Regions from separate parts of the Mus musculus genome. Here region 2 is linked to region 1. A link is a loop called in an ENCODE intact Hi-C map of the cell type or tissue named here. Cell type or tissue: gastrocnemius. All regions are shown on one strand.

Region 1 (2,500 bases):
AGCCTTTTAAGCTGTTGCATAATTTTCTAGCCAATTCAGTATGCTAATGAAAGCTGTGTAAGAAGTTTTAGTGCGGGGGTGGGTGGATATGGGGGACTTTTGGTATAGCATTGGAAATGTAAATGAGCTAAATACCTAATAAAAAATAGAAAAAAAAATAAATAAAAAAAAGAAGTTTTAGTGCTGCTTGAAAAGCAGGAACAACAGAGTTTTGCTTTTTATATAGCCTACCATGTCTCTGTTTCAAATGTGTAATTTTTCTTCCTTTAAACTTTGGTCCAAACAATGACCCTGTTTTACTGGCACCACAGCACAATTTGAAAAAGCTCTATTGGATAAGACGGACTAAGGGGGATAGTGAACATCACCCAGGCCAGGGGAAGGAAAGTTTCACTTTACTTTTTGGCAGTGTAGCCGCGTTCCTTTCACCCGAGTCAGAAATGTATCAGCTTTCCCCAGCATATTTTTTAGGTGGAAGAAAAAAATTGGGGGATGGGGAAAGTTAAGACAGGGTTTCATATAACTCAGGTTTGTTTTGAACTTGATATGGAGCCGGTGATGCCCTTGAATTTTCTTGCTCCTCCTTCCAGTCTCAAGGGCTGGGATTTCAGGCAACAACCACTACATGGCTGGAAAGTAAGTTTTCTAATTTAAACTAGTGAAAGGGCCTAAAGTTAAAAAAACACACACACACATACACACACACACAGTAAACAAAACTTTACGTAGGCATAAAATATTAAATTCTAAAGAAAATCTGTTTTAAATAATTTAAATATTGAGATTTTTCAATAAATTAAACTTTTTTAAAAAAAGATTTATTTATTATTATAAATAAGTACCCTGTTGCTGTCTTCAGACACGCAACAGAAGAGGGCGTCAGATCTCATTATGGATGGTTGTGAGCCACCGTGTGGTTGCTGGAATTTGAACTCAGGACCTTTGGAAGAGCAGACAGTGCTCTTACCCACTGAGCCATCTCACCAGCCCTAAACTTTATCTTTGCATAACTATTCTGTCAGGCAAACTTTTTCTTTTGTTGAGGTGTAGGTACAAGAACAACTTCAAGATTTAAGAAAAAAATTTCACTTATCACAGACAAAGTTTCAGAGATAAGAGCTCCTACAGGTGTTAAGAACACTATAAAGATGGTAGGTCAGGTTTGTAATCCCAGCACTTGGAGGCTGGGACAGGGGAATGGCACGAATTCATTAACCTTGGGAAGTTCGAGAAAATACAAGATCATGCACACACATTTCACCGCTAATAGAATGATCATGAACTTCATGTCTCCAGAGAACTCCTCTCTCCTCCTAGACTCGTGCGCCCCCAGGCGGTGTTTCCCGGAACTTCATCCTGCTCGTCCTGCTCCGGCGCGAATAAAGATTTCTTATTCAAAACGCCGGAAGTGACTACGGAGGCCGGGAGAGTCAGCGCGAAGTAGCCTCGTAGGGAGGCAGCGATGAGCGACATGGTGGAGAGGACGCTGACCGCACTGCCGGGGCTCTTCCTGCAGAACCAGCTGGGAGGACCTGCGGCCTCCAGAGCACCCTTCTTCTCCAGGCTGGGCGGCCTCATCCGTGGCGTCACTGCACTCTCATCCAAGCACGTATGCGGCGGGGTTGGCTGGGCGGGATGGGGTGGGGCGGCGGGGCCGGAGACATCGGTCCGCTGGATGGACGCAGCCGGGCGTCCGCCTCAAGTTGCCTGTACCGACCGACCTCAGGAGGCCGGCTTTCTGATTTGGAGGCCCGAAGACCCTCCGTGTGTTTTCTCATGGGGTGCTTTGAGGATTACATGAGCTGTCAATCGAGTGAAAAAAGCCAGTATGACCTAAAGCCTGAGCTATAGGCTCCTACCAAGTTTCTCCTCCCTGTTGAGATTTTTGTTTTGTTTTGATTTTTCGAGACAGGATTTCTCTGTGTAGCCCGGGCTGTCCTGGAACTCACTCTGTAGACCAGGCTGGCCTCGAACTCAGAAATCCGCCTGCCTCTGCCTTCCAAGTGCTGGGATTAAAGGCTTGTGCCACCACTGCCCGGCTCCCTCTTGAGTTTTAATTTTTCTATTTGGAAGCATCACGTACTCGGACAGACAACCCTCATTCCCACCCCTGACAGGGCTGTTAATCTTTGCAGAGCTTGAGGTTTAGTCTAGACCAACGGGTTGGGCAAAGACGCGCTTTGAAAACTAGTAGTTACTATAGAAGTTATTAAGTTCCCACGTACTTTGTATGGTACTGACTCAAAGCCTCAAGGAGTGTTTGTCTTAAAAACATAATATTGTGTCATACTTTCTTCAGCAAGTATTTATCAAGCACAACTATATGTTAAGTAATGAAAATAGCAAAACACTTTTCTGTCTATTTTCTGTCCATTTTAGACTTAACATAAATAAGTAACTACAGTGCAGTGTAAATGCCTGCAGCATGGAGAAGAGAAACAAGATGCCTTTAAAGGTTTAAAACGGGCTTGTGTTCTCACTGGAAGCTGGTGTGTGGCAG
Region 2 (2,500 bases), 190 kb before region 1:
TGAGTCTATTCACAAAATCTATATACACCTGCATATACAAAGGCCCACCATCAGTGTCATACACAAACACCATATGCTTATACTATGAAATAAAAAAATTGTGAGGAAATAAAAGCTTTAAAATAGTCATGACAGTTTTATTTTCTCTTCTCAAATAATTAAGAACTCCAACTCTTCTCTCCTTTGCAACTACAGTCAAAAAATTAAGAGCACTAATGCTAAGTACCAGACTCAGAGGTACACTTCTTAACCAAGAGTGAGGCCTGGAATTGACCCTCAGCACCACTAAGAATAAAATGGGTTAAACAGTGGCTGAGTGCTTAAGAGCACTTGCTGGTCTTTCATACACCATGCTCATGGTGGCTCACAATTGTCTGTAACAACAGTTCCAGAGTTCCAGGGGATCCAATGCCTTCTTCTGACCTCCAAGAGAAAGATGTATGTATGTGCATGTGCACACACACACACACACACACACACACACAAACCAGTAGGCAAAGTACCCATTCATGTAAAATAAAAATAAAGTTTAAAAATATATTTATGAAAATTAAAATAAAATGTATCTACTGGGTTTAAATGTAGTAGACCTGTTTTCTCAAGGTGTAAATATGAAACTTCTTACTTCTTAAAATAAACTGAACAGCGAACATGTATCAACTAACAGGATTCATTCTGACATACAGTCAAAAATAATTAAAGAGCATACAAACCTTTCAAAAGTGACCCGGATTCTCTCTTCACTCCCAGAATTGAATTTGTCATCTTTCTCATCAAAGTACATCTCAACACACTGCTCTTCAAAATCATGGAGTTTCTTTTGATCTTCTTCTGTTAAGAAAAGTTCTAAGGAGAAGCCCAGAAAGAAATTAGAACACAAAACATAAAAGGCTACCTCTACCAGGTTTTCAGACTTCACGGTTGCCTTTTTATTTATCTATTTGAACAGGGGCCCTCTACACAGCTTATCCATCCATCCATCCATCCATCCATCCAATAGACAGGGTCTTTCTACAAAGCCTGGCTGTCCTAGCTCACTATGCAGACCAAACTAGCCTGGAACTCATGGACACCTCTTTGTTTCTGCCTCCCAAAGCTGGGGTGACAGACTAGTACCACCATGCCCACCAAGTTTTACATATTTTTTTAATTCCACTTTTCTTACTATAGCCCTTTTCTATTTCTCTCAGCTCTCTTGTCACATATCTTATCAGAGAAAGAAAACCATGGATAATTTAAGTACAACTGACATGGTGATTTACCCCTAAGTAGTATAAAGATGCACTCTTTTTTTTTTTTTTTTTTTTTTTTTTTAACAGAATGTTAAGAATGGCTTCTAGAGGGCTGGTGAGATGGCTTAGTGGGTAAGAGCACCTGACTGCTCTTCTGAAGGTCCGGAGTTCAAATCCCAGCAACCACATGGTGGCTCACAACCATCTGTAATGAGATCTGACTCCCTCTTCTGGAGTGTCTGAAGACAGTTACAGTGTACTTACATATAATTAAAAAAAATAAATCTTAAAAAAAAAAAGAATGGCTTCTAGAACAGGTAAAATGATATAGCTTACATTACCATTTAAACATCAAAACCCTTAGATACCATTTCCCAACAACAATAACCCGTAAGTACCATTCTCCAAAAGAAGTTAAATCTAAATGGACTTTTGTATGTATCGTATTACTTTGCTTTTGTTTAATGAACAATAGTTTACTCTGAGCCAAATATGAATTATGGCCCCAAAACAGAGATTTAAACTACCCCAAATTCCATGTTCAAACATAAAAGCAAATTCATGAGGATTTCATAGTACCAGAACAGATAGTCATAAATCAAGACATTTTTCAAATACACATAACAGACATCTTAGCTATAAGGCTCAGATATGACTTAAGTATTTTGACTGGTAGAAAATTAGGGTGTTAAAGTCAACACATATTAAATTGTTCTATCTGTAATCAGGATGTTAAGTCTGACACAGGATGGGAAGTGGGGGATGGCTGCAAGGAACGGTTATTTAGCAGGCTAAGAATAGCCCAAGATAAATAACCCACAACATTCCACACTCTGCACAGTGACTGGCATGTTAATCAGTCAGCCTGCCTCTGCAGGCACAGCTTCTTTTCTGCAATTCTCATTCACAGTTCCCCTGTGGTTGAAACATCACACTTTGTGCATGTGGGAAGGGGTCATATATTACTATCAAATATTATAGTATAAAACCCCACATAGCTAGGATGGGTTAGTCATAGTAACCCATAGTTAGTTAAGCAGGACAGCACGATCCTGATCCAGACATAACTCTATGTCTCTGTATGGCTAATGTAACAGTTACATGGGACAGGTAAGAGGACTAGTATACTTAAAATACTCAAGAACCCGGCTTGGTCGAATAATGTTAAAGTAGCAGTAGGTGTGCTAATCAACCAAAAGGTCCTTGGCATGTATCAAACTACTTAAACAGATTCCTTTATTTTCTCTCCGTATCTGGTTAAACATTTG

The links. Peaks named below come from ENCODE experiments on the same cell type or tissue, not always from the same donor. Only the 100,000 strongest peaks of a DNase experiment are listed, where the experiment ranks them.
Region 2: it touches region 1 in a loop (2.7-fold over the local background); 2 of 42 quality-filtered maps call a loop at or near these places.

The regions. Positions count from the first base shown.
Region 1 is chr2:127,007,292-127,009,791 of GRCm38, forward strand. It overlaps Ap4e1 (adaptor-related protein complex AP-4, epsilon 1), which reads left to right and starts at 1,420. Exons shown (of 21, transcript NM_175550.3): 1 at 1,420-1,609. The coding sequence starts at 1,463. In gastrocnemius, a CTCF peak has its summit at 1,326; a DNase peak (open chromatin) is centred at 1,358; H3K4me3 peaks cover 1,663 bases; H3K27ac peaks cover 2,273 bases.
Region 2 is chr2:126,813,975-126,816,474 of GRCm38, forward strand. It overlaps Trpm7 (transient receptor potential cation channel, subfamily M, member 7), which reads right to left. Exons shown (of 39, transcript NM_021450.2): 25 at 714-846. Among named protein-coding and RNA genes, the nearest start is that of Usp50, 32 kb to the left of the region's middle. In gastrocnemius, no CTCF peak of the experiment used is centred here; no DNase peak of the experiment used is centred here; H3K27ac peaks cover 750 bases.